Regions from separate parts of the Mus musculus genome. Here regions 2, 3, 4, 5, 6 and 7 are each linked to region 1. Evidence: chromatin loops called from intact Hi-C (ENCODE). Cell type or tissue: heart. All regions are shown on one strand. Region 1 overlaps Tsc22d4 (TSC22 domain family, member 4). Region 2 overlaps Agfg2 (ArfGAP with FG repeats 2). Region 3 holds the start of Gnb2 (guanine nucleotide binding protein (G protein), beta 2). Region 4 overlaps Tfr2 (transferrin receptor 2). Region 5 overlaps Pcolce (procollagen C-endopeptidase enhancer protein). Region 6 has its middle 5.2 kb from the start of Gigyf1. Region 7 holds the start of Gm36056 (a long non-coding RNA gene).

Region 1 (4,000 bases):
ATCTGGGAGTGGTGCCAGGGTGAGAAGGGGACACTGGCACAGACTATGTGTGTCTGGGAATTCCCGCCCACTGTGGAGCCAAGGGAGGGGGTCCCCGTGTCCCTGAGGAACCAATAGCAGCTGTGCCTTGCCCTGAGGGGGAGGGCAGGGTGTATATCTCTCAGACCAGCAATCGGTAAGTCCGGTCTCCTCACTGCCTGCCTGGCATCCATCCGAAGAACCCTGCTCTGCCCAGGGGGGCTCTGAGCCCCCCAGGCACTCTGCCTGACACAGCCCTTTGGTTGGGAGTGGATACTGATGACCCTCAGGAATGTCCCAGCCGGGGGTCTCTGTGAAGTCCTTGGTATCATCTTATGAGATGCGAGTGGTGGGGATGGCGCCAGGGGCACCCCGAAAAAGGGGCTGCGTGTCTTCCCCATGCTCTCCACGGGGGTCATCCCCCATCCGAGGGGTATCGGGACCTCCTGCCCACCAGGGCCTGGGGGGGCCAGGGCATCGACCTTCATCCCACTGTGGGATGGACAAAAGCCTTCTCCCTCTGATCCTCTACTGCCACAGGTACTCGGCTGGGCTGGGGCAGAGCTGGGCTTTTTAGAGCAGGGAGTGTCCAGAAGACTGTAGCAGAGCTGACTTGGGGTTCCTCCTCATCTTGTACTCTCCCCCCTCCCCCATGTCTCTCCAGTGGTTCCGGAAGCCTGGTTGGCATTGACAACAAGATTGAACAAGCCATGGTAAGAAAAAGATGTTTTGGTCCCAGGAGGCCCCTTAGCTGTCTCTCTAGCATCTCTCCTCTCCCATGACTTGGGAATACAAACCATTCCTTTTCTACTTCCACCTTGGCTTCCCTCAACCTCCATCCCTGTCTGAGTCTTGTGTCTCCTTTTTTGACCGACTGCTGCCCTGTGTCTCCTTTAGCCTCTTTAGCTTCTGTCCCCTCCTTGGGGCAGAGGGGGAGGGGTATCTAACTGCTTCCTTGAGGCACCTGGGTTAGGCGCTGCAGTTGGAAGTGGCCTGGGGGTGGGGTGGGGGGAGGACCTGATGGTTTTGTTTGTCCCTGGGGTCCAGGACTTGGTGAAGTCCCACCTCATGTTTGCCGTGCGAGAAGAGGTGGAGGTGCTGAAGGAGCAGATCCGAGACCTGGCAGAGCGGAACGCTGCATTGGAGCAGGAGAATGGATTGCTGCGCGCCCTGGCCAGCCCGGAGCAGCTGGCCCAGCTGCCATCCTCGGGGCTCCCCAGGCTCGGGCCCTCTGCACCCAATGGGCCCTCCATCTGAGCCTTCTTTCCCTCACAATGTGCCTTTGGGGGGCTGCCACTGGCTGTTGCGCCTTGTGCCGGCAGCCTGCCCCCTCTTCCTATGTAGCTTTAATGCCCATGCCCAACTCCAGTGCCCAGGGATGGGAGTTGAAGGCTCAATATTGGCCTGTCCCATCCCGCTCGGTCTCCCCAGAGTCCTCAGGCCTTGCCGGAAGAGAAACAGCTCGGGAGAGGGTATTTATCTGAAGCCCCTCGTCCGTGGAAGAACCCAGCCCTGCCTCCTACCCCGGGTATCAGTGTTCTGGGGAGCCCCTCAGCAATAGGTGGCCTGGAAAGATTTGGAGGTTCCCTGGCAGGCCTCACCCCGTTCTCTTCAAGTGCCCCCTCTCCTCTGCCAAGGGAGGGTGTATGGACAGTATCTTCAACTTCTCGGATTCAGGTTGTTGTTAAAATAATAATTATAATTAAAAAAAAAATCTGAAGAAACTTGAATATGGAGGTTGGTGTGCTGTTGCTGCGTCTAGCTATGTATGTAGTTATGCTGTCCCCAACGCACGCCCTCGCGCACACAAACACACACACACACACACACACACACACACACACACACACACACACACAAGATCCCAGGTCCACCCTGGAGAAGATGCCAGAAAATGGCTTGGGAATGGTCTTGGTCCCTGGAAAGGCCTAGCAGGCTGGCCTAAGGAAAGAGGTAGGGGGCGGTGTCTACCCACGTGCTGGTGGTTGGCCCTGTGAGGGGAGGCCATAACAATGAAGTCTTTGGTGAGTGTCAGGATCCACCTCCAGCTTCCCAGTGTGTCCTCTCTTGTGGGCTGGATCCGGGTGGCTGCTTGGAGACAGGCAAGGAGCCCTGAATGGGCCCCTTGTCTTAAGGCTGGGTGTGGGCCAGGCTCTTAGGGCACATGGTGCCCTTGCCAGGCCTGGCAGGCTGCCTCTGCTTCTACCCCACCCCTGGCTGGATGAGGACTAGGCCCAGTGGGTGAGCAAGCTCCTCCTTCTCTCCCAGACCGACTGAGGCAGCCAAGAAGGGCCCCACCTAGTGGGGGCAAAGGGAACAGCACTAAGAGCCTTGAAGGAGAAAGTCTTGTCTCTGGGGATCAGAGAGGAAGCCTTAGCAGAGTTTTAAGTCTTTGGTGGCCCGACCAACCAGATTGGACCCCGTCTTTTCTTTTGGGGTCAGGGTGTGGTGGTTAAAACGGTGTCATGTAGCCCAGCCTGGCTTCAGACTTACTATATAGTTGAGAATGGTGCCGGAGGCCTGATCCTCCTATGTGCCGGGATGACAGGCGTTCACCAGTATGCTGGCCCTGGTTCATTGTTGTGTGATTCGAGTGTTCACTCTGTGCTATTGCCCACATGGAGAGACCAGAGGATAAACCTGGGTGTCACTCTTCACCTTTCACCTTCTCTGAGACAGGGTCTGTCCTTACTAAGGATGCCCAGCTAGCCATCCTTTTATCTTGGCCTCTCATTCCCTGTTAGGACCTCTGGTATTGTAAATGTTTGTTACTGTATCTGTGGGGTGGCCCTGACTCCCAACCGAGGCTTGTGTAATCAGCACCTCCTCCTTACCCACGGTCTCGTGGCCTTAGTCTTCAGTTGTCTAGCTAGAGGGTATCATTTAGCCCATGATGGTCTTGAACTCACTATGGAGCCAAGACTGACTTTGGTCTGTATCTGTGTTCACATGCCTGTCAGTGTGTGTATGCATGTGTGGAGAGACCAGAAGCTACTTGGTGTCTTCTTTGATTGCTTTTCACAGTTTTTGTTGGTTTTCTTTTTTGAGATGCTGTTTCCCTGGGTAGCCCTGGCTGTCCAGGAACTTTCCCTGTAGACCAGGCTGGCCATCTGCCTCTGAGAGCCCTGAGACAGACTCTCAGTAGACCTAGTGTTCACGGATGGAGCTAAGACTGACTGGCCAGCAAGCCCCAGGGATCCTTCAGTCTCGGCTTCCCCACTAGAATTACAGACATGCAGCATTGGAGAGTTGGGGTGTAGGGTGCTGAGGACCCAAATGCAAGTCCTCATTGCGTTGGATCCCCTAGAACAGGAGTTATAGGTGGTAAACTACCGTGTGGATGCTAGGGCTAGAACCCTGGTCCTTTGGAAAAAGCAGCAAACGCCCTTAATGGCTGAGCCATCTCTCCAGTCCCCTCAAATCCAGTTTTTACAAATCCTGTATCCACTCTCCAAACACTTACCTTGAAGTACTGTTGTAAAAATTATCTAGCAAAATCCACAGAGAACGCTTAAAGAGTTTCTGGGCTCTTGATCAACGTTGATTTTATTATCTCGGTTCTTGGGCCAGAAGAGACAAGGCCATCAATGATTGGCTCTGAGGTCTTGGAAGGTCCTCGGGGGGTTGGGGCCAGACAGCTCTCACAATGATCTAGAACACTCCCTCACTCTAAGTTCTCATCTACTTGACTCCTCTCCCTGTCCCAGGGAGGGGAGGAAGGGCCTGTCATGAGTCATTGGGGGGTACGCCCCTTTTGGATTTCGTATTTCTTCCTTCGATACTGTGCTTGAAGCGTCGCAGTACCCATAGTCCTCTCTGGTGGTGGCACTGGCTCATAGCCTTTCCCCTCCTACGCCTCAAATGCTCGCTTTGTGCCAAACTTTGGACTTGTGGTGTCAAGAGAGATTGCCATGGTCATGAGGTTCTTGAGATGGATCAGGCAAATTTGGCGAAAGGTGCCCAGTTGGGTGAGTTTTACGGA
Region 2 (4,000 bases), 100 kb before region 1:
CTCCTCTCTTCTCTCCCTCCCTCCCTCCCTCTCCTCCACTCACCCGCTTCTCTCTTGACTCTCCTTCCTTTAAATCTTTTTTTTTTTTTTTTTTTTTGAGACAGAGTCTCACTATGTAGACCAGGCTGGCCCGGATCTTACTATGTACCCCAGCCTGTCCTTGAACTTGTGACGATCCTCTCTCTTAAGCAGTACTGTTATTACAGGGGCGCACCACCATGTGGCGTTTTTTTCTGTGATACTGTTATGGCAAAGATGCTTCTATTTTTAGTCCACTAGGTGGCTTAGATTTACAGCTGGAACTAGCGGGGGCTAGTGTGGAGAGCGTGATGGTGACTGCTCTTTGGACCATGAGAGACATAAGGTTAGGAGAGCTGGCACTCTAAAAACTTCAAAGTTGGTTCTGAGAACTTACCTGAGGCTAGACCATTGGGTTGGAATGGGTTGGTAGAAGGCAGCTGGGCTTGGGCAGGGGTGGCGAAGGGGTTGGTGTAGGCTGCTCACAGCACAAAGAGAGAGACGTTAGAGAAAAAGATGGTTTGAGTCCTTTCAATCTTGAGGTGCTTTTCCCACCTCCCCTTCCAGGTCTCCACAGGTAAGACTCACCTCCAAAGGGGAGCCCTCCACTGCCGCTAACACCTGGCACGGCCGACTGCAGGGCAGGAACCTGGCTCGGCATCCCAAAAACACTGTGGCGCAGAGAGAGAGGAGGTGGGAATGGGCAGCTTCCAGAAAGAGCAAGCAGGGGGGCAAAGAAGGCAAGCCCACTGTGTTACCCAAGGCTAGCCCAGGAAGCCAAGGGGAGACAAGGAAGCCACAATGCACTATCAGCCTGTGAAAATGCCACCAACCTTCAGATAAGTCACCTTTGTGTCTAGACCCACCTGCCAGGGAGACCTCCAGCAGCCATCCTGGGACCCAGGAGGCCGCCCACATCTGCAAGGTTGTTGGGTTGACTGGCAGCTGCAAGGGGTGCCACACCAAACGCAGACATCTGGCCACTTCCTGGATGGGATAAAACAAGGAGGCTAGGCTGAGACCTGAGGGAAAGACGAGAAGGGGAGATGGAGGTGGGGGTGGGGTGGAATGGTGACAGGTGAGGCACCTGCTGGACTCTCTGAGCCAGTTCGGCTCTCCTGTGAGTGGCTAGTGTAGGAGGGCTCATCCCCTGAAGACTTCTGGGTAAGGCAATAAGGTCTCATCTTGGCTGTCTCTTCAGCAAAAATGGCATTCCTCCTTTCTGTCTTTTTTGAGACAGGCTCTCAATATGTAGCTCAGGCTGGCCTTGAACTCTCCTTTATCCTCTTGCCTTAGTCTCCCAAGGCTGGGATTACAAGTGTGCCTGGAGTATAACGGGCTAAGGATCAAATCCAGGGCTCAGTGTATAGACAGACACTCTACAAAGACATCCCGAGTTCCCGGTTAACTTTGAGAATCAGGCAGGCAGCGGTGGCGCATACCTTCAACATCACCATCCAGGAGGCAGAGGCAGGTGGATCTGTGAGTTCAAGGCTAGCCTGGTCTACAGAGCAAGTTCTAGGACAGCCAGGGCTACACAGAGAAACCCTGACTCAAAAAAAAAAAAAAAAAAAAACCAAACCACCAAGAAAAAACAAAAACCCAAACCGGCCAAAGGAAATTAGTTTATTAATTGTACCATAAATGAAATCTAGGGTCCTGTGCATGTTAGATAAATACCCTACCATGGAACTAACATCCCAAACCTTCATTTTTCACATAGGGTCTCCCTACACAGCCCAGTTAGACCTCAACCTTGCAGCAAGTCAGCCTCAGCTTCCTGAGGGCTTGGAGGCCACCGTACTCAGCATCTCCCCCCACTCTCTCTCTTCCTCCCCATCTATCTCCCCCACCCCAGCGGTGCTGGGACAGAACCCGGGACCTTGTGCATGCTAGGCAAGAACTCTGTCACTGAGCCACATACACTCCAGTTCAGTTCTGGCTTCTTTTTCCAACACTGTAGTTTGAATGTCTAGGCTTCCCCCATTTCTAAAGACTGCATTTATCTTTTTAATTCCTTACTTATTTGTGTGTGGGTGTTGAGTGCTTTTTACATAGGTTTTGGAGGTCAAACTTAAGTTATCAGACTTATATAGCAAGTGCCTTTACCCACGGAACCATCTTGACAGCCCCCCCACCCCCCATCCATGCTTTCAAACACGGAACATAAGGCAGGTGGATCTGGGCCATGCTTGCTTGCCTCAGAGTACACGGGGTTTCTGAGCTAATGTAACAAGGGGTTTCAGCTCCTCTAGGAATGAGCCAACTCTCGGTATGGCCTCGCTCTCCATGTTCCAACTGCTTCCCAAGGAGAGAGTTTCTACCCCAGCTGGCTCCTGCCTGGATCATAGTCTGTGAAGTGTTCCCCTATGGACACTAGAGGGCAGAGCTGGGCTTCAACTCGGGTTACCCAGGAAGCCATCACCAGCTCCAAAGCAGCAGTTTAATTCTTATTAATTTTTTTTTTTTTTGCATAAAGGGGTGCACATGGAGGTCAGAGGACTTGCAGTAGCTGGTTCTCTTGTTCCGTCACGTGGGATCTGGGATCAACCTCAGGTCACTGGACTTGGCAGCAAAAGCCTTACCCACTGAACTCCAAGAAACTGCACATTTAGCAACTTCCCCTCTTCGCACTCCTTACATACACAACACAGCCCTATCAGAAGAGCTGCCCACCTCTCAAAATCTCTAAAGTCTATAGAGCTTTTTCTGCCTCGTGTTGCTGGGGATGGAATCTGGGGCCTTGCCTGTGCTTAGGCAGGTGCTCTACCAACTGAGCTACATCCTCCATCCTAGCTCCACGTGCACACTGGGGATCGATCTTGCCACAGTGGCAGGGATGGGTTAGGGTGTGCCCTGTCAGCTGGTAGAGCCGTCCAGACCTGATGCTTTGGGAACTGCGAGTATCAGGTCTTTCTTTTCCCACATAGATCCCAGCACTGTTGGGATGTAATCAACTTGAACTATAGGCCAGCATCCCTCTCACCCCTACCCTCTCTTGTGTCTTTTCAGACAGGGTCTCATGTAGCTCAGGCTGACTTCAAACTCCCGGTGTAGCCAGCCAATGACCTCAAACTTCTGACCCTCCTTCTTCACTATCCTGAGTGACAGGATAATGAGCCTAGCTTAACATGTCTAATTTATGTGCTGATAAGGATCAAACTGAGACACTTTCACAAGCTATGCAAGCACCGTACCAACGGGACGATGAATAAATATTGTAAAATTTAAAACTTTCTAAGCCTTTTTTTAAAAATTTTTTACTTGTATGAGCATTTTGCTTGCACATATGTGTGTACTATGTACATGCCTGGTGTGCATATGGGCTAGAAGAGGGCATCAGGTCCCCTGGAACTGGAATTACAGATGTTGTGAGCTGCCATGTAGGTGATGGGACTCGAACCTGAGTCCTCTGGAAGAGCAGTCAGTGCTCTTAACTATTGTTCTGCCTCTCTAGCACAACACATGTAATTCTTATTTGTCGGAAATTATGGAAATTTTGTTTCCTATTGAATCGCCAACCATTAAAGGATCATATTGGAAAGAATATATTCTGGGGTTGAAGAGATGGCTTAGTGGTTAAGAGCGCTCGCCACTACTGCAGAGGACCAGGGTTCGGTTCCCAGCACGCACTTGATGGCGCGCAACCTGGAACTCCTGTTCCTAAGGTTTCAGTGCCCTTTTCTGTCTCCTCACTTGGGGCACATTCATATATACAGGCCCCAAACGCTCATACACACAAATAAAAATAAAGTAAGCCTTTAAAAAATAAAAAAATATATATTTTAGAAGTAGATACCCTGTCAGATGGTCACAAAGTCCTATTTCTTCTATTTTAGAGCACACTTGCTAAATAGTTCCTCAGGACACCCTTGGCTGGCTCACTTTAGTCTCCCGAGGGAGAAGGGTGGAGGCTCCTCCGCAGCTGGCTTGTTAAAAGCTCACTGTATTGGGCCAGGCATTGTGATGTATACACAGGTAG
Region 3 (4,000 bases), 230 kb before region 1:
TGCCTAGGCAACCGTCACCCGGACTAAGAGCACCTCATTGGTGAAGTGCCCCCACCCTAGCCTCGTTGCCAAGGCAACCGCATCCGCGGCAGAGACCTGTAGGGTGGGTGACCCCACCCCCGGCCCCCATCGCCCCCGCCCGACCTAGACTCCCGCCTCTTACCCAGAACCGGCCAGGGTGGCTGTTTACAGGATTTGGGAAAAGCCGATTGAGCACTAATAGGTTCGGGACGGCTCAACCCGGGATAATCCCCATTCCGGGCCGGCTGCACCCCATTAGCTGCTGGTCAGTGCGAGAGTAGCGGGGAAGGCAAACCCCCAAGCCGCCAGCTCCCTTCAGCGCCGAGGTCGCCCGCCCCGCTGCGCCCGCACAAAGCCCGTGGGAGCCTCTCAGAAGTAATTAGGGCTCCGAAGAGAGGCCCCTGGCCCCGGGGCGCGGAGCTGCTCTCTCCCAGGCGCCGGCGAGCGGCCCCAGGCGGCTCGGCCCGATGCCCCTAGGCACCCCTAGAGCCCAGCTCTGTGCTCAGCAGCCCCCGAGGCCTAGCTGGCACCACTCCAGCCTCCGACGTCCTGCCTTCCCGGGACACCTGTGCGATCTGGCCGTGTACACTGCACTCTGGCGACCCAGGCGTCCCCCACCCAGCTCCCACTTCCCCCAGACACTGGGCGTTCCTCTTCCCCGAAGATATTTCCCCTCCGTAAGTTCAGCTTTCTGCGCCAGTGCCAGAGGATGCCCCTCCAAAATGAGGGAGGGGGCAACGACATAGCTACCACCCCACTCCAGCTGTGAACAAAAGCCCCTTCCTTCCAGCTGACAGCAGCCCAGGCCTGGCCTCAATGACACAGGCCTGGGGCAGAAGGAAAACAGGCCAGGAAGAAGACACTGGGTCGGGGGCCATGCTCCCAGCCCTTAGATCCCCATTACCCTCCAACGTTCCCTCAGCAGCTCCTCGATTCTAGGGATAAAGCAACCATAGCCCCCCCTCCAAAAAAAAGGGTGCCACCGCCTCCGCAGGTGTGAGAGGAGGAAAGAGAGGGTCCTCAGATCTGGCAGCTGGACGGCGCGGGCTGGCCGTGCTGCGAAGTGCAGTGGGCCAGGCCCTTCAGCTCGTAGGACCTCCATTTTGCCCAAAAGAAAGCTGGACGAAGGGGACAGGCGACTAGGTGCCAGACCTGGGTAAGGATTTGTAAAAAGAATAAGGTGCTGAGATCTCCAGCTTAGGGGTCGGGACTGAGAAAACACTGCCAGAGCCCGAATCAAGGGGCAGTAGGGTGGAGACGAAGACAAGGGTGGCCTTGAGGCCTTAACTGGATCTCCTAGGATTCTGGAGTTCTGCAAGGCTAATGCAAGCAAGGGTGTGAAACGAGTGGGCACGAGGGCTGTTACCCAGGGGCAGGCAGCAGGGTGGTGGTGGGGAAAGGGGGCGGGACAGGACATAGAAGAAACCCAGAATTTAGCCCCCCAACTATTAAGGGATCAAGAGGCAGGCGGGGCTGGGATGAGGGGGGTCTAGATTTTAAAATAATTGCCACTGATATTGCAGGGAGCGCATGCATTATTGAAGCCGAGGGTCCCCCCCCCCCCCCCAGTTCCCCTTCCGGGTTTGGAAACGACCGGGCCAGAGGAAGGGAGGGGAGGTCTGGGAGTTACGTCCGTTTCCCAAGAGCCAAACCCGGGAGACGGAAGGAACCGAGGCTTCCCCCTGCCACACACACACCCGTGGGAATTTGGGGCTGGGGGAGATGAGGACTCCTTTTATCAGCGGAGGTACCTGAGGTGGTGGGACTCTGCCAAGGGGTCGCTTGGAGGAGCGCGGGAGGTCCTGTCTTCCTCCGCGGCGGAGGCGGCAGCGGCGGCGACGCGGATGGATTTCCTCAGTCACCCCAACTCAACCGTCCAGCGCAGCTCTCCCCAGAGCGGAGGGATCCCGCCCGCCAGTGACGCGGCCGTCGCCGCCGCGCCCAGGGCCAGGCTGGACGAGACCAAATACTCAAGTGTGTGGGGGGGAAGGCTAGAAGCGAAAACACCACTCCAGGAGCAAAAGATGCCTCAGCCACAATAAAAGCACAATTCCACGTTTTTCTAACTCATCAAAGATCACACGACGTAGTTTATTTCCAGAAAAGGAGCAAGACATCCTCTCTAGGGACAGCAGAAGTGGTATAGGCATAAGGGAGGGGGGAAAAAAAAAATCCCAGGTCACGTGATCGACCTCCTTCAACCCCCCCCCCCTCCGGATTGGGCGGCTCCAGACTGGAGGCAAGAAGGCCCAATTCTCGGGTTGGCCACGCCCCCTGGTGAGGCCACTCCCTTCCCGGAGGCGGAACTAGGGAAGTCTAAACCAGTGCAGGACAGTGGGGCAGAAAAAGACAGCGAGTGGTTGGTGACCACTAGAATCCCATAAAATGCAAGTTAGAGGGAATTACACCCAGACAGTTCTTCAAGCGCAGCACTGTGAGGGGTTGTAGGCTTCCTAGACTAGGCCTCATACCGCCGCAGCAACAGTCCATATTTATTGATTTGCATACTTAAAGGTTTTTGTTTTATGATAGAGTTTCAGGAGCCCACCACGTAGCCCAGGATGACCCTAAACTGATAATCCTCCTGCTTACATCTACCAAATGCTGGAATTACAGATACACAACCCTGTGCCTGATTTATGCAGGGTAGAACTTAGGGCTTCATACATGCTAGGCAAACACTCCACCAATGGAGCCACATCTCTCACCAATACTTTTGTTTATTAATCCTCATGATGCTGACTATGGACTCAGGCTGCAGAGTTGAGATGCGATCTCAACTTTAATAACCATTGAAGAAAACTACACTGTGGAGCACCCCACCGAGGGAACACAACATAAGAATGTGCCTGGATTTCCATATCTGTTAAATGAGTATATTGAAGGTTACCCTTGAGTCTCCTGGATTGTTGGAGAACTGTCCCGTCCCCCGTCCCCCCATAGATTGTGAAAATGTTTTGGTAAAGTCCGAGTTGTCCTGTGGCCTTTGAGACAGTCCTCGGAGTTTAGGAGATCAAAACACACTATTCAGCCGGGCAAGGTGGCACACACCTTTAATCCCAGCACTCGGGAGGCAGAGGCAGGTGGATTTCTGAGTTTGAGGCCACCCTGGTCTACAAAGTGAGTTCCAGGACAGCCAGGGCTATACAGAGAAACCCTGTCTTGAAAAAAACAAAACAAAACAAAACAAAACAAAACAAAAAAAAAACACTATTCAAAATAGACTGTAGTGAAGTATACTCGTAGAGAGGAAAGAATAGAAAGTTCACATTTGTCTTCACCCACATATTGAACTAGAGGCCAGCCTGAGCCACAGGAGACCTTGTTTCAAAAAGTGTGTTGGGGGACAGGGTTGGAGAGATGGCTTAGTCAGCAAAGTGCTTACCATGCAAACATAAAGACCTGAGTTTGATCCCAGAAAACCAAGTAAAAGAAAAAAAAACCCAGGCACAGTAGCCACACCTATACTATAGCCCCAACACTTGCAGGCCAGGATGGAAAGAGCCCTGAGAGTTTGCTGGTCAGGGAGTTCATGTGAGAGCTCTCAAGTTCTGTGAGAGATCTTGTCTCAGATATTAAAGCAGGAGCAGCTGGCTTGGCAGTTAAGAGCACTTACTGCTTTTCAAGAGGACCAGGGGTCAGTTGCCAGGCCTCACATGGTGTCTCATTACCTTCTGTAACTCCAGTTCAGGGAATCAAATGCTCTCTTCTGATGCACCAGGTATGTCATGCAATGCGCACACGTGCATACATGCAAAATATTTATACACGTAAAATAGCCACAGAGTAAATGAGGATGCCCCCACCCCCCTCTGCCAACTTAAACCTCCAAAGCATCAGATGTGGTGGCCCACACTTGTAAAAGCCAGACCTCCATAACAGCACCCTGTCTCAAAACCACAGAACAGAAAGCAAAACAACACCAGCAAGGCCACTCGTTCACCTTTCCCTTTAATTGACATTTATTACGCACAGATTA
Region 4 (4,000 bases), 170 kb before region 1:
ATCCCGCTCCCAGTCTGCAGGGGTTCTTCATAACTAGGGGGTGCCTGGCTTCTCCTCTCCCCAGCCCTGCCCTCCAATCAGCCCCTTTTACTTAAACCTCCAGTCGCCTAATCCTCGAGGACACATCCAGTACGACGCCACATCCCTGGGATCTGCCTCCCAAACCTCATAGGCCCGGTGATCCCCCATGTATCCGGTTCCCTTTCTCTTTTGCGCTTTGACCCCACCCATATTGGTGCTGGCACCAATCTGTCAATCTTAGACTCTGCCTCGCCCACAGGAGCGCGGGCTGACCCTGCAGTGGGTGTACTCTGCAAGGGGGGACTACATCCGTGCGGCGGAAAAGCTGCGGAAGGAGATTTACAGCTCGGAGCGGAACGATGAGCGTCTGATGCGCATGTACAACGTGCGCATCATGAGGGTGAGACCCGGCCCCCCGCCCGCCCCCTTCTGGCCTGGTGGTCCCTTATCCCAGGACCTGGCATTTGTAAAGCATTCCGCCCCGACGCTTTCTGTTGGCTGCTCTATCCCTCTGTTCTGGGTGTATGATACCGGATATTCAGGGTTCATAAACCAGCCAGGCTAGAAAACCTGACCTGTCACTTTCACAAGCCCTTGCCAGGTGATGAAATGTATAGTAAGGACCTGACTCTTTGCTGTCTGCTGTTTAACCTGCAAAGCCTAAAATATTTGTTCCATGGATTTTTGCAGAAAAAAAAGTTCCAGACCTCTTACTTTAGACTGTGTGGCTTGGGTCTTGAAAGACAGGCAAAACATGAGTTGATGCAAGGAAAAGAGGTCTTTTCAGGGTGGAGGGTAAGGCAGGGAAATAGACCTGGCCTTTCTTGGGAGCTGCGCATGGATCATCAAAGCCAGAACAGAGATCACGTGGAGAACTGAACAGTGGATCAGGGACCAGTTGGGGGGAACCTTTAAATAGTTGAAGAAATTTGGGATTTTTGTGGGCTTGAGGTGGGAGGGGCTGGGATAAAATCAGAGTATTGTGCATGTCAAACAAGTGCTTTACCACTGAGCCACGCCCCCAGCCCCTCACTGGGGGATTCTAGGCAGGTGCTCTACCACTGAGCCACGCCCCCAGCCCCTCACTGGGTGATTCTAGGCAGGGGCTCTATCACTGAGCCACGCCCCCTGCCACTCACTGGGGGATTCTAGGCAGGGGCTGTACCACTGAGCCACGCCCCCAGCCCTCACTGGGGGATTCTAGGCAGGGACTCTGCCACTGAGCCACATCCCCAACCCACCTTTCATTCACATTTTGAGAGAAAGTTTGCTTGGTTGCCCAAAATAGCCTTGAACTCACTTTGTAGTCCATGCTGACCTTGACCTTTGATCCTCCTCCTGACTTGTCTCTCCAAGTAACTGGTATTACAAGCCAGGTTCAGGAGTTTGGATTTTGAGTGTCTGGGCGTCACGAAAATTTCTTACAAGGAGGTGAGGTGGCAAAACAGAATATGTAGAAAGGAGTCTGGAGAGAGTACCAATGGCCTGAGGAGGAAACTTCTGCTGTCCTGCATACCAGTCGCAGGTGTCAACAAATGCCTGTAGGGGGCGCCTGGACAGATGGTAATCGCAAATGCACTACTCCCTAAACCGGGAGTAGGAAACCTGCACAGGCAGGATGTTGAAAGAGGCGTTCAATAATAATAATAGTAGCTGGCTTTTGTAGAGCGCTACCAGGGGCCAATATTTTATTTTATTTTATTTTATTTTATTTTATTTTATTTTATGCAACAGCAGGACTTCCTGCGATGCTGAGAGGTTGGTAGCAGTGTAGGCTCAAAGAAACGAAGTAACATACCCAGTATCACACAGGCAGTAAATGATGGAGTCAAAATTAAAGATGAGGGACTCTGCTCCCATAGCCTGTGCTCAATATCACGAAAGAGAAAGATGGGATAGGGAAAGGAAGGAGGGACAGAAAAAGAAAGGAGGAGAAAGAGGGGGGGGGACGGACTGAGGCTGCAGTTCAGTTGATGGCGTGCTTTCTGGTATGCACGAAATCCTGGATTCCACTCGGGAGGCTAAGACAACTAGCCTTGGCTACATGATGAGACACTGTCTGGGGGGCGGAGGGTTATTAAGGAACCCAGGAACCCAGGAATCATGTTCTACCACTAAGTCACATCCCCAGCCTCCGGAACTCATGTTTAAGAAGGTGATGCTGGCATGTGAGAGAGTGAGGCTTTTCAAGATACCCCCTAATTCTGTAGGGCAGGATCTTACGAAAGATTTGGCAACGTGAGTTGGAAGCTGTACCCTCTGAGATTCTGTTTGAAACCATGGGCACATGTGGACTGTCGAACAGATATTTTTAAAGGTGTAAGCGAGGTGGGGGGTCGTGTGGAGGTGCACACCTGTAAATAAATCCACAGTCTCAGATCTCCTGAGGCTGAATCAAGAGAATGGCGAGCTTGAGGCCAGTCTGGTCTGCACTGCCTGGACTACCACAGTGAGTCTTTGTTTCAAAGAAAAACAAACGAACAGGGATTTAAAAAAGGGGGGGGGGCTCAGTTGGTAAAGAGTCTGCTGTATAAGCATGAAGTCTTGAATTTGAAGCATCAGTTCCCATGTAAAAAGCCAGGCTCACTGGTGGATGCCTGGACCTTAGACTTTGGAGGCAGAGAAGCCCAGAGCTCACTGGCTAACTAGTTTAGCCAAATTGGCAAGTTCCAGGTTCAGTGAGAGATGCTGTCTCAAAAATAATGTGGAAAGTGACTGAGGAAGGCTTACCAGCTGCTGACCTTGGTCTCCACACACATGCATGCACACACACAAGAGACGGGCTTTTATGCCAGACACATTCTCTGCCACTCTAGTCCCAGGGGATCTGACACCTTCTTTTGACCTCTGCTGGCACCAGGCCTGTATGCGAGGCACACACATACACGCAAGACACTCGTAGTACACAGAATAATAAATCTAAAAAAGAAAGAAAGGCAGGCGAGGAAGGATTAGAACCCTGGCTCCTGATGACGTCACGTGATGAGTCTTCCTAATTGGACAGCTTAAGGGAGGTAGGCCTGGACGAAGCTGTGGAACCCTATTTGTGAAGCAGGCCCTAGGGCCTCAGGGTGAATTAGGATCTGTTGGAGGGAAGAGTGACTGAAGCTTTCCGCAGCAGACATCTTGACATCTAGACCTGTTTTCACTTTTTCCGTGCAGGTGGAGTTCTACTTCCTGTCCCAGTATGTGTCGCCAGCCGACTCCCCATTCCGCCACATTTTCCTAGGCCAAGGCGACCACACTTTGGGTGCCCTGGTAGACCACCTGCGGATGCTGCGCGCCGATGGCTCAGGAGCCGCCTCTTCCCGGTTGACAGCAGGTCTGGGCTTCCAGGAGAGTCGCTTCCGGCGCCAGCTGGCGCTGCTCACCTGGACACTGCAGGGGGCAGCCAACGCTCTCAGTGGCGACGTTTGGAACATTGACAATAACTTTTGAAGCCAAAAGCCCTCCATGGGCCCCACGTGATTCTCCTTTCTCCCTCTTTGAGTGGTGCAGGCAAAGGAGGTGCCTGAGATTGTAACCTATTCTTAACACCCTTGGTCCTGCAATGCTGGTGCGCCATATTTTCTCAGTGTGGTTGTCATGCCGTTGCTTACCCAGAAAGCGGTTTTCTTCCCATCACAGGCCCTTCTGTCTTCAGGAGCAAAGTTCCCCATATCTAGAGACTATCTAGATGCTGGGATCTGATCAGCTCTCTTAGAGAGTGAGATGGACAGCGTCATTATTTTATGACACATGAGCTACGGTATGTGAGCAGCCCAAGGGGATTAGATGTCAATAAACCAATTGTAACCCCTGTTGTCCATACGCAATTTAGCTTCCTCTTCATGCCGTACCCACTCCTCATATCCGCCTTGAGACTAGGGAAGAAGGCACAGAAGGCACCTGACAGCATGCTTGCAAGATGCTATCCACATGGGAAAAATAACTGTTCTGATGTCTAAGAAAACTGCCTAAAGATAATGGATAGGAGGTG
Region 5 (4,000 bases), 150 kb before region 1:
ATTTTTATGGGAAAGACTTCCCTGACAACTGATTTATCATGCTTTTGCTTGGTTTTGTGTGCTTATTTTGTTTCTTTATTTTTCAAGACTAGCCCTGGCTGTAGACCAGGCTGGACTGGAAATCAGCGATCCACCTGTCTCTGATTCTTGAGTACTGAGATTAAAGGAGTGCACCACCACTGTCTGTCTTTCTCTCTCTCTCTCTCTCTCTTTTTAGGTTTATTTATTTATATGTATATGAGCACTCTGTCTGCAGGTACACCTGCATGCAAGAAGAGAGCATCAGATCCCAGTATAGATGGTTGTGGAAAAACGAATTTAGAACCTCTGGGAGAGCAGTGCTCTTAACCGCTGAACCATCTCTCCAGCCTATGAGCCATCAGCCCCAGCCTTGCTTTCTTTGCATGTCTCTTGATATTTAATGTCATATTGTGTTCATCTCTCCTCCGGAGAATGTCTTCTCCAAAACCAGGGACATTTGTTTTCTGTCACATTTTCAGTACTTAAAAGGTAATCTTCGATTTTCCCAAGGTCCCGAGTTTAATTCGCAGCAACCACATGGTGGCTTACAACCATCAGTAGTGGTATCTCATGCTCTCTTCTGGTGTGTCTGAAGACAGCAACGGTGCACACGTGTGCGCACGCACGAACACACACACACACAAAATGAAAAAAATTTTAAAATGATAATATGCCATTTGGCCAGAACAAAGGAATGAATTAGATGAACTTTGAGCAGAGATCTAATCAGACTCAGGAAGGAATCCAAAATGTATCTATGGGAAAGAATTCCAGTTGGAAGGAACAGCAGAATCTTGAAGCAGACCTGACCCAGAGAAGGAGTGTTTGCAAGCACAAGAACCCGTGTTCGAATCCTTAAACAAAAATGTAGAGCCTAGCAATGCGTTTTATAGTCCTGTGGAGGAACTCCTGAAGCTATAGTGGCCAGCTCTGTTTCCGAAAGGTGGCAGGGAGGACTGGGTGGAGCTGGAGGGATGGTTCAGTGGCTAAGAGAGCTTGGCTTGTTGCTCTTCTAAGGGACCTAAGCAGCTATGTTAGGCAACTTACAAATCACCTGTATCCCCAACTCCAGAGGATCCAACACCCTCTTTTGGCCTCTTTGACACACACACACATTAAAAGAAACAAGAGGTGGATGATGATTTTGAGGATAACACCCAAGGGTGGCTCTAAACACATATGTACACATATATACACAGAAAAAAAGAGAGAGTTCTCTCCTTTTACAATGTGAATTGAGGTTTATGGACTTGTCAGCAGGCACCTTTCCTTGCTGAACCATCTTGCATGCCCCTACTGTATGTTCCTGTTTCTTTGTTTTCTCAGACAGGGTTGGTTTCTGTGTAGTCCTAGCTGTCCTGGAACACCTTCTGTAGACCAGGTTGACTCACACACAGAGATTCATCTGCCTCTGCCTCCTGAGTGTTGGGATTAAAGGTGTGTGCCACAACCACCATCTGGCCCCTATCATATATTCTTAAGAGTATTCTGAAAGTTTAAGATAATGTTTAAGGGCTGGAGAGATGGCTCAGAGGTTAAGAGCACTAACTGCTCTTCCAGAGGTCCTGAGTTCAATTCCCAGCAACCACAACCATCTGTAATGGGATCTGATGCCCTCTTCTGGTGTGTCTGACAGCTACAGTGTACTCATAAATAAAAATAAATAAATCTTTTTTTAAATTTTATTTAGTATTATATCTAAGTACACTGTGGCTGTCTTCAGATGCACCAGAAGAGGGCGTCAGATCTCATTACGGATGGTTGTGAGCCACCATGTGGTTGCTGGGATTTGAACTCAGGAGCCTAGCAGTCGGTGCTCTTAACCACTGAGCCATCTATCTCTCCAGCCCATAAATAAATCTTAAAAAAAAAAGAAAGATGTTGTGATAAAGTGATAAAGCACTTGCCTAGAATATGTAAGTTCCTGAGTTCAATCCGTCTTTAGTACCACTCAAAGGAAAAAGTACTCTGAAATCCAAGATGTGCCTCCCACCCCCAGCACACACAGAACCTCAGACACGATCCCTTCCTGAGTCAAGAAACATTTATTTGGATGAGCTCTGAGGCTGTATCTGGCTAGGACATCAGGCAGCTGTCCTAGGTTGGGAGGGACACTTCCTCTTGCTTAGGTTATTGAGGATCTGGTCCTGGTTGGACCTGTAGAGAACCACGAAGCTCTCTGGAGGAAGGATGGGGCCTCTGTTTTCTTCCACCTGACCCATCAGCAGATAACTGGCTCCTGAGGAGGAGGAGGAGGAGGAGGAGGAGGGGAGAGCTCAAGTTATCAAGACCTTGTCAAAGCATCTTCTTGGTCAGACTTTAACAGCTCCACACCTTCAGTGTGCTCAACACCCACTCCCATTTCCCGTGTGCCTTACCTTTCTTCATGGGGGGCATCTGCCTGCAGGGCACATACAACTTCAGAGAGGTGCCACTGGGCGGAGAGGGCAGGTCCAGTCCTCCGGTTTTGTAGACACCAAGGAGACTGACAGTGACAGTGAGGCCTTCCCCGGGGCCCCGGACCATGGTCTTCACTGTTCCTGTCACCACTGTAGCAAGATGTCGGTGAGAGGTGAAGAGTCAGGTGCTAGGACTGGGCTCCGGTGAGAGTACAGGAAGTCAGAAGGGCAGGAGAGAGTCTTACCTAGGCTACTGGAACAGAAGTTGCTCTGCAAGGTGCCTGACCGCTTGTACTGCTTTGGGCAGGTGATGCTGGGGGCAGCTAGGAAGAGACAATGCTGTCTGTGGAGGGTGGCCTCCCTAGCAAGCAGGGCCATTCTCCTCATGTCAGTGGAGGGTGGCCTCCCTATCAGGCAGGCCCATTCTCCTCATGTCAGTGGAGGGTGGCCTCCCTAGCAGGCAGGACCATTCTCCTCATGTCTGTGGAGGGTGGCCTCCCTAGCAAGCAGGGCCATTCTCCTCATGTCAGTGGAGGGTGGCCTCCCTAGCAGGCAGGCCCATTCTCCTCATGTCAGCCTATCTAGTCCTTTATTTGCAGCGCTAGACATGGAAACCGAGTCTGGTGCATGCTGGCCAGGGGCTCTGCAGCTGAGCCACACCCTTTGTCCCTCACTGGGGGATTCTAGGCAAGCCAGCACCTTGCCACTGAGTCACACCTCAGAACCTCACTAGAGGATTCTGGAGCAGGCACTCTACAGTTAGCTTAGCTTCCAGCCCCTTATTGGGAGAATTTTAGAAATGCTCTACTTCTGAGCATATGCCCTCAGCCCTCACTGGGAGACTCTAGGCAAACCCTGCTTTCCCTAATCACATCTGAAATTACAACAGCTGTATGGATGTAAACCCAGAGTTCTACCCAGCGATGCTTCCCAACACTAGTCCCAGACATTGACAGGAAACAGGCACCAGTGAGTGCTGGATGGATAGATGGATGGATGGATGAGTGGATGAATGAATGAATGAATGAATGGGTGGATAGATGGATGGATGGATTGATGAGTGGATAGATGAATGAATGGATGGGTGGATGGATGAATGAATGAATGAATGAATGGGTGGGTGGATGGATGGATGGATGAATAAATAGTGCTTCCTTTAGCCAATCCCCTTCTTTCATTTTCTTTTTCTTTTATGTATATGGTGTTTTGCATGTATGTCTGGAGTTACAGATGATTTTGAGCTGTCATGTGAGTGCTGGGAATCAAACCTGGGTCCTCAGGAAGAGTAGCCAGTGCTCTTCACCACCGAGCCATCTCTTCAGTACCTTCTTCCACCTTCTCACACTTACCTGGGGCCACTGGGGTTGCCTGGGTAGCAGGGGAAGCCTCTGGTGTCTCTGCAGGTTGGGATTTAGGTTTAGTGGGTGGTTTGACTTTGGGCCCAGTTCCTGTCTTAGGGTCAGAGCGGGACTGGGGACCACGCTGTACGTCCTCCCCTGGACTCAGGGCTGACTCCTTCTCTACGGCATCCCGTGGCAGGGTCCTGTAGGAGGCTGAGAAGCCATCTGCGGTGACACTGA
Region 6 (4,000 bases), 250 kb before region 1:
TTCTCCTCCATCTTCCTGCTCAAAGCTCCCTTTTAGGAAAAACCCATTCCCAGCAGACATTGACCCTCTAAGCCCCCCAACCCATCTAGGACCAGTAAGTGTCTGGTTGGCTCTGGTACCTATCCATCCAACTATTTTCCTTTGCATCCCCAGGCCAGCCACTCTCCAGCCCAGCTCAATGTTTATTTCATACATCATTTGTACATCAGTATCCCAAGTTAGGGGAGGATTTGAGGAGGAACTTGCCTTATTATTCCTCTCCGTTGACTGGGGTGCCAGGGGAGGCGGGAGGGGGCTTGACTCCCACATGAGGATTCTAGTACACTTTTATGGTGTGTTCACTCTTGTTGACTGGCTTTGTCAGCTACTGGATGCAAGTTCGTGCTTTGTAGGGATAGTGAATAAGGGATCCTAACTTTACCCTAGCCTTTGACATCTGTTGTTGGCATTTGAGATCGGAATCATGGCCCAATGGTGAGATGGCTTAGCCGGACAAGGTACTTGTTTGCAAGCCTGTTGACCAAGAACCCACTCCTGGGTGGGAGTAGAGAACAAACGCCGCAGAGTTGTCCACTGACCCTGCATGTGCCCCCCCCCCCCCAGCATCATACAGTTAGAGAGAGAGAAAAGAAGAAACAGCTCAGCTTTAGGTGAGAGAGGGTGACCTGAAAGTCTGAAGAAAGGACTCTGGTGGCTGTAGCGCTTGAGCAAGGGTGACGGCCAGAATTTGGATCTCTAGAGCCACTTAAATGCTAGCTGAGCACACAGCCATCCTAGCATCCCCGGCAGAAAGGGAAGCCCTCTTGCAAGAGGACCCAAAACAGCGTATTCTGCCTCAGCGAAGAGATCCTGCCTCAATAAATAAGCTGCTGAAGACACAGCAGAACCTGAGAATTCTACGTTCGTGCATATGTGTGTGTGCATGTGAATTCAAATACATCCATGCACACCATACTCACACACAAAACATAAAAGTTCTAAGAAAAATGTTGGCATGGAAACCATGCAAACACCCAGGAAGCAGGGGGGCTGCTGTGTGTTTGAGGCCAGCCTTAGGTTCATCAGCCCCAAGGTCTGGGAAGGAATCAGAAACAGCTTCAGACTTACATAGGGAGGCTGAACATTCAGGGTAACTCCTGCCACCTGTCTTGGGTGATGCTGAGGGCACCCCGTCAGGGGAGGTATAACTTTATTTTCTATGTACTGGAGTCCCCAGCTAGGCAACCTGGCAGAAGGTTGCCTTCCCCACCCCTTTTTACTGACTGCCTAGGCTAGGGGTCCTTTCCACCCAGGCCAAAACTCCAGTTTGCCCCTTATCAAATGAGGTAAGGCGAGAAAATCCTTTGAAAACTGTGAAGTCGGTTCACAATTGGCCAAGAGCTAAGGTTGTCCCCATGACTCAAAGTAGAGAAGGGGTAACTGCTGCCCTGCAGATGGTGGGGGAGGGGGGCTGTAGCCCTTCGTCCTCCCACTACACATGGAGGGAGGATATATTTTCTATGTGTGTATGTGTATATATAAATGTCCACACATGTATGTGCATATCTCCATTCGTCCTGGGAAAGTGGTTAGGTGATTGCTTTGAGTGTGAGGCATTTGGGGGGTTGACTCTGTTAACCGTAGTACAGGAAGTTGCTAAGGTACATTGCTTTAAGTTGCACAAAGTTTGGGAGAGGGGTAGAGTAAGGAGGAATTGTCCCTAATTGTTGTCAGCTTGTGCTTGGAGTTCTGAGAGCCAGAGCAGAGGCTGCCTGCTCCCAGACCCAGCCTGAGCCTCCAGCAGGGGTCAGTCTTTCAATAGCAAGGGCTAGGGGAGGCCAGGGCTAGGCTGTGGGGAAGGGTCTTACAAGGCAGAGAGAGAGGCTGAGTTGGCCTGGGTGGAAAGGACCCCTAGCCTAGGCAGTCAGTAAAAAGGGGTGGGGAAGGCTAGTCCCTACCCTGCTGCCCATGGTGGTCTTCATTAGAAAGAGCCTCAGATGCCCTCTGAGGAGCTGGGATGGGCAATCTTAGGCTTTGATTTTTCCCCCGTCATTTTTAAATTACAGTGTGTGTCTGCGGGCATGCGTGCGTGTGTGTAAGCATGTCCTGTGTGTGTAAGCATGTCCCGTGTGTGTAAGCATGTCCCGTGATATTTTGTTGGGGTGACACAGCTTGGAGGAGTTGGTTCTCTCTTTCCACGGTGTAGGTCCTAAGAATCAAACTCCGGTCATTAGATTTGGCCACGAGCATCTTTATCAGCGGAGCTGTTTCACCAACATGATGCTGTTTGTTTTTTAATCTATTCTTTTCCCCGGGACTTCCTTTCTGGCAGGACTTTGAATTTTCTCACGGGACAGTGTGATGAGAGAACCCTTTCCTTGCTGCCGAGGGGCAAGGGGGCTTAGGCATAGCTGCTTCTTTCGAACACTGCGGTGACTCGACCTGGGCTTGTGGATAGAGGAGGGTTTCTCAGTCTTGTCATTGAGGGCATCTCAGTCCACCTGTCTGCACCTGGCCACATGCCACTTGACAGGCCTGCCTCTGCTGCCTGCCTCTGCTGCCTGCCTGGGCTGCCTGCCTGGTTTGAAGTGCTGGGGATTGAACCCAAGGCCATGTGCATGCTAGGCGAACATTCTTCCTACTGAGCCTGTCATATGTATGTATGCTTCTGTATGTGGGGCTGTCCTGTGGCTTGTAAGCCAGCCCACAGCATCCCTGGTCTCTACCTGCTAGAAGCCAATAGCATCCTTCCTTCTGCTCAGCCTGAGCTGTCTACAGTCATTGCCCATATTCCTCAGGGAGCAGGGAGCAAGAGTCCTCAGCCAAGAGCCCTTGGCTTCAGGCAGCACACAGGGCAGAGACCTACTTGTGGCCCGGGTAGAAACCACATGGTAGACTGCCTGCTGCTTGCTAGGTCCCTTCAGTGTGGGGAAGAAGCCCAGGGCTGCCCAGTGGCTGGCGCTGAGCCCTTTATCGGGCTGGTTTAGCGCCTCGGAGCTTGTCCGTGTTCCCCTGGGCCTGTCCTGCCTCTGCAGTGCTGCTGTGCTTTTACTTTTCTCTTTGTAAATTAAGGATGTCATTGTCATCGTCATCATCATCCTGTGCACTCCCCCCACTCCTGCTTAGTGCGTGGGGGGCGGGGTACACGTGCGCCATGGCATGCATGTGGAGGTCTGAGGACACATGTTGGTTCCCTTCTTCCTATGTGGATTCTAAGGGACCAAACCTAGGTGGTCAGACTTGGCAGCAAGTGCCTCCACCAGGCTGATCTGTATTATCAGCCCACCTCTCCTTACTATTTCCAACCAGGGCAGCTTCATGAAGGGCGGGAGGGGTGCCAAAAGGTGAGGGTGAGACACACCATCGATGTCTCCTCCCGGGCAGTCTCTCTGCACTCAGACCAGTGTCTGATCCACTAGCAGGGTAACTGAGCAGGTCCCAGACTGTCACTTTGCAGTTGTGCAGGCAGGGTGTGTGGGTTCTTGGTTCAGACTAGGGAAAGCTTGAGTATGAGCTTGGCCCCACAGTGGCTCCTCTAAAGCTTTGCTGTGCTCACAAGTGCATCTAAGTGTGTAAAGACCACAGGTTGGTGTTATCTTTCTCTCTTGATGTCTAACTTACTGCTGTTTAATCTTTGTGAATATATCCGTGTGAGAGTGCACACATGTGGTGGCAGAGGACAACCTTGGCTGTTAGTCCTCCTACCTTGTTTGAGACGCAGCCTCTTGGGGTTTCGTTCATCTAATTGGTCCATGAGCCCCAAGGGGTGCTCCTGCTTCACCTCCCATCTCCCTGTAGGTACACAAGCCATCATTCCATGGGGTCTGGGGATCTGAACTCTGGTCCTCACGCTGGTGTAGCACCACTTTACCCACTGAGCCATCTCCAGCCATCCCCAGGGATGTTCTCTTTCTACCTCCCTGGTGCTAGGCTTATAAGTAGGGAAGCTTGGTTTTTACCTGACTATTGGGACGTGAACTCAGGTTCTTGAGTTTGTGCAGCAAGTACTTTTCTGACTGAG
Region 7 (4,000 bases), 280 kb before region 1:
TTTTGCTGTCTCAGAGGAAGCTCTAGAGTCCATGTTTGTCTTAGTCCAGGGTTTTAAAAAGGAACAGAACTAGAGCCGGGCGTGGTGGCGCACGCCTTTAATCCCAGCACTCGGGAGGCAGGGGCAGGCGGATTTCTGAGTTCGAGGCCAGCCTGGCCCACAAAGTGAGTTCCAGGACAGCCAGGGCTATACAGAGAAACCCTGTCTCGAAAAACCAAAAAAAAAAAAAAAAAAAAAAAAAAAAAAAAAAAAAAAAGGAACAGAACTGCTAGAATGAATATATACATACATATATACACATATACATACATACACACATATGCATACATATACATAAACACACATATACATATACACATATACATATATACATGCATATATAATAACAAAATACATTCATATATATGTGTATGTATATATGTATATATATGTATGTATGTATATATATGTGTGTGTGTATATATATATATGTACATGTATATATATATGTGTATATATATATATATGTGTGTATATATATATATATATATAATCCAGGTAACCTGGCACTGGCTGTCTCATTTCAGAAATCTTTCTGGAATAAGCATCCAACACTGAGAGTGGAGGAGAGAAGATGTCACCAGTGGACTGAAACCAGGACAGGTCCTGAAAGGCTTTGATCCTGGGCCATTTATATTCTCATCATTTTTCTAAAACCACCAGGTGGGTCAAGGAAGTGAGATTTTATAGAAGCATATGCGGCTATTTGTCAGCAGGTTGTTAAGGGCAACAACCCATTGTTTCAGCTGTTCCTCCAGGTCATTCTGCTCTGTAGCAAGTGAAGTCACTCTTGGCAAATAGGCAGTGCTTTAAGTAAATCACTAAATAATCATAAGTCAGTATCCGATAATTGCTCTTTTCTACCTAATTCTACTTTCAGTCTCACACTAGAGAGACCAAGAACCTAGCAATCATCCGGTGCACGAGGATGCTGTCTCAGTGACCCTGATCTGGCACCAGAGGCCTGGCCTTCAGTCCATGTTGGAATCCCAAGGAAGATGGTTCTAACATTGGTGAAGGATTGCCGCAGCAACAGAAATGCAGGCTGACCAGCAAGAGTGAGAGCATGCAGGCAAAAAAGCAGTTTTCTTCTCCATGTCCTATTCTGTGTCAGAGGGTGACACTCAAGCCAGGCAGTGGTGGCGCATGCCTTTTATCCCAGTGCTTGGGAGGCAGAGGCAGGTGGATCTATGGGAGTTGAGGCCAGCCTGGTCTACAGAGGGAGTTCCAGGACAGCCAGGGCTACACAGAGAAACCCTGTCTCAAAACAAAACAAAACCCTAAACAAATAAACAAAGAAAAAAAGAACAAAGACACAAAGAAAGGGAAAAAAGAGAGAGCAAGCGGGGCACCAGCAGCCTCTGCTCCCTGACTGTGGATGCCATGGGACCAGCGACCACAAGCTCCTGATGTCCTGCCTTCCCCGCCATGACAGACTGTGTTCCCAGAAGTGTGAGCTAAAATAAAGCCTCCGTCCTCTGAGTTGCCTCTTGTCTGTGTTTGGTTATAGCGATGAGAGATGTGGACAGGATGTTGGCTGATGAATGTTAAGCTCATGGTCAGATGCCAACTGGTTTTCAGTGCGTTTTCTTGCTCTGAAAAGCAAGACAAAAGCCTGGCATGTTAGCGCGTGCCTTTAATCCCAGCACTCAGGAAGCAGAGGAGGGCAAATCTCTGTGAGTTCAAGGTAAGCCTGGCCTACAGAGTGAGTTCCAAGACAGCCAGCGCTACACAGAGATGTCTTGTTTCGAAAAATAAGAACAAACAAAGCAACAAATGGTTAAAAGTGCTTGCTGCTCTTAAGGACAAGCAGAGGTCAGTTCCCAGTACCCACATGGGTGGCTCACAACTGCTCATAAATCCAGTTTTAGGGAATCAGACACCCTCTTCTCTCTCTCTCTCTCTCTCTCTCTCTCTCTCTCTCTCTCTCTCTCTCACACACACACACACACACACTAAAAATAAAATAAAATAAATCTTTTTAAGAAAAAAATTTCAAAACTAAGCCAGATATAATGGTCCAGGCCTGTACTCCCAGCACCTGAGGCAGGAAAATTCTAAGTTCCAGGCCTGCCTGGGCAATTTAGCCTCTGTCTCAAAAAAACACAGACAAACAACAAAACAAGCCTCCCTCTCAAGTTACAATAGACTTGATATAGAATTAATATTCCAGCTCCAACAGCCCAAAAAAGATACCTCAACCTTGCTCTTTCATAGCAACAGGGGTGGCAATGGGATGTCTGTTGTGGAAGTCAAAAAAAAAAAAAAAAAAAAAAAAAAAAATCACTGAAGGGAAGGATCCCAGAGGAAGGAGATTGCTGGCAAAGTTCCCTAACAGTTCCCAACTGCACCTCAAGAGGGCACTGTAGTCCAGGAACTAAGTTCACCTCCCCCAAAATTCTTTTGAGTCCTCCCCTTTGCTGCCTCCTCCCACCTGAATTATAGACACACACACACACACACACACACACACACACACACACACACACACACTCACTCCCAGCAAATTCCCTCCAGCCCCCAACTCCTTCAACCTACATGTAATTTTTCCTGCAGTGGACTTTGAAGGCTTTCCGGCTGGATTCTAAATGTCTTGTTTTGGGAACAGAATGAATGACAGCCACATAGAATAAAAGCCAGGATTGGGGTCCTGGTACTCTGTGCACCATCTTTGACTGGTCGGCTGTGTGGGTCTCTCTCCTAAGCATGCTTTCCCACATGAAGCACTATGGGAAAGGAATCCAAGGAACGACTTGGAGTCACCCGTGTCCCCTGCTGCCATACTTAGCACTTCTCAGTCTATTGACTCTGTCTAGTGGCAAGGAGAAATTCCCAGAGTGATACCCATCGGGACACAAAAGATAGATGGACTCACAAGGGGTTTATGTCCTGAGGTAAGTGACTACGGACATAATGATCCATTAACCAGGGTCGCCCATTGCCACCAACCCCTAAAGGGGAACCCCTCTGTACTGGCTCCTGTTTCCTCAACGGTGGCCCCAGCTCACTCAGCACTTGTCCTAGCGGGTTGGCAGCTGCCCACTGAGAGACAGCCTTGAATGGAGCCTGCTTATTGACTAGCGTGGGCAGGCATTGTGGCCTCAAGCCCAGAGGGGTCAAGAGGTCAGCCGGGCCATGCGAGGCAGCACGTAGGGCCCAACCCCCTCCACCTCTGGTTTCCCAGATCTGATGCCTTGCGACCAGATGGGGTGAGGTACAGCTAGGAGAGTTGTGTGGTGTGTACAGTCATGAAGAGAGACAAGCCAGGAGTCTGGTTGGTGATTTCAGCTGTTGCCAGTGGTATTTTTAAAAGACACAAAATGTCAAACCCTTTCCCTCCCATGAACGCTGAGAGTCAGCGGCCATTCTGTCTATGGCTCCTTGACCCTCTGTTGTCCAGTGCAGGGCTCGTGCTGTCTGGGGAAACCCCCATGAGATCTAAAGAATTCACGTCTTGCCCCCTAAATTCTCCAGGTCCTGTATTCTTCATAGATCCCACAAAGATTGGACCCCAAAGCTTGTCCTGTGGGGGGTGGGGAGAGGGGACTGGTTACAGTTCTGGCAGGGCACTAGTTGAGTTTGGACATCTCTGTCCCTGAGGTCTAAGTCGGTCTCTGGGAGCTGAGGACATAGTTCAGTTAATAGAGTGCTTGCCTAGCATGCAGGAAGCCCCAGCTTCCATCTCTAACACCCCATAAACGGGGACAGGGTGCCTGTAATCTCAGCACTTGAGAACCAGAAGCGGAAAGATCAGGAATTCAATGCTGTCCTTTAACTACACAGCGAGTTCCAGGCCAGCCTGGGCTATGTGAGACCTTCCTGTTTCAAAAAAAAAAAAAAAAACCTAAACAAATCCGAGCTGATTCTGAGGCTCTTCTTCTCTGGGGCCTCGGGCTTGTCCAGCGACATCTTTAGATTTCAGAATGGAGCTCTGGGAAGTTCTTCTGGCCCCGAGGATGTC

Evidence for each region. Peaks named below come from ENCODE experiments on the same cell type or tissue, not always from the same donor. Only the 100,000 strongest peaks of a DNase experiment are listed, where the experiment ranks them.
Region 2: it touches region 1 in a loop (5-fold over the local background); 38 of 42 quality-filtered maps call a loop at or near these places.
Region 3: it touches region 1 in a loop (2.5-fold over the local background); 13 of 42 quality-filtered maps call a loop at or near these places.
Region 4: a loop joins it to region 1, with 2.7 times the contacts of the local background. A loop is called at or near these places in 5 of 42 quality-filtered maps.
Region 5: a loop joins it to region 1, with 2.2 times the contacts of the local background. A loop is called at or near these places in 3 of 42 quality-filtered maps.
Region 6: a loop joins it to region 1, with 2.3 times the contacts of the local background. A loop is called at or near these places in 13 of 42 quality-filtered maps.
Region 7: a loop joins it to region 1, with 3 times the contacts of the local background. A loop is called at or near these places in 6 of 42 quality-filtered maps.

Annotation. Positions count from the first base shown.
Region 1 is chr5:137,758,002-137,762,001 of GRCm38, forward strand. Tsc22d4 (TSC22 domain family, member 4) reads left to right here. Exons shown (of 5, transcript NM_023910.6): 4 at 683-731; 5 at 1,066-1,746. The coding sequence ends at 1,275. Among named protein-coding and RNA genes, the nearest start is that of Tsc22d4, 14 kb to the left of the region's middle. In heart, no CTCF peak of the experiment used is centred here; DNase peaks (open chromatin) are centred at 50, 1,120, 1,350 and 2,210; H3K27ac peaks cover 271 bases.
Region 2 is chr5:137,654,724-137,658,723 of GRCm38, forward strand. Agfg2 (ArfGAP with FG repeats 2) reads right to left here. Exons shown (of 12, transcript NM_178162.3): 7 at 885-1,005; 8 at 607-689; 9 at 416-496. Among named protein-coding and RNA genes, the nearest start is that of Irs3, 11 kb to the left of the region's middle. In heart, CTCF peaks have their summits at 273 (motif pointing right) and 2,396 (motif pointing right); a DNase peak (open chromatin) is centred at 2,398.
Region 3 is chr5:137,531,367-137,535,366 of GRCm38, forward strand. Gnb2 (guanine nucleotide binding protein (G protein), beta 2) reads right to left here and starts at 1,940. Exons shown (of 10, transcript NM_010312.5): 1 at 1,773-1,940. In heart, no CTCF peak of the experiment used is centred here; DNase peaks (open chromatin) are centred at 625, 1,175, 1,925 and 2,285; H3K4me3 peaks cover 2,724 bases; H3K27ac peaks cover 2,853 bases.
Region 4 is chr5:137,583,646-137,587,645 of GRCm38, forward strand. It overlaps Tfr2 (transferrin receptor 2), which reads left to right. Exons shown (of 20, transcript NM_015799.4): 19 at 281-421; 20 at 3,184-4,000. The coding sequence ends at 3,459. Among named protein-coding and RNA genes, the nearest start is that of Mospd3, 15 kb to the right of the region's middle. In heart, a CTCF peak has its summit at 1,563 (motif pointing right); DNase peaks (open chromatin) are centred at 226 and 1,556; H3K4me3 peaks cover 809 bases; H3K27ac peaks cover 617 bases; H3K27me3 peaks cover 1,484 bases.
Region 5 is chr5:137,603,058-137,607,057 of GRCm38, forward strand. Pcolce (procollagen C-endopeptidase enhancer protein) reads right to left here. Exons shown (of 9, transcript NM_008788.2): 6 at 3,770-4,000; 7 at 2,666-2,743; 8 at 2,400-2,570; 9 at 2,050-2,260. The coding sequence ends at 2,106. Among named protein-coding and RNA genes, the nearest start is that of Mospd3, 4.4 kb to the left of the region's middle. In heart, a CTCF peak has its summit at 1,740 (motif pointing right); no DNase peak of the experiment used is centred here.
Region 6 is chr5:137,511,656-137,515,655 of GRCm38, forward strand. It overlaps a transcript of Gigyf1 not described here. Among named protein-coding and RNA genes, the nearest start is that of Gigyf1, 5.2 kb to the right of the region's middle. In heart, a CTCF peak has its summit at 1,791 (motif pointing right); no DNase peak of the experiment used is centred here; H3K4me3 peaks cover 966 bases.
Region 7 is chr5:137,478,945-137,482,944 of GRCm38, forward strand. It overlaps Gm38725 (a long non-coding RNA gene), which reads left to right. Exons shown (of 3, transcript XR_868626.2): 2 at 567-702; 3 at 920-1,520. Gm36056 (a long non-coding RNA gene) reads left to right here and starts at 3,950. Exons shown (of 3, transcript XR_377150.2): 1 at 3,950-4,000. In heart, a CTCF peak has its summit at 2,375 (motif pointing right); DNase peaks (open chromatin) are centred at 2,387 and 3,137; H3K27me3 peaks cover 88 bases.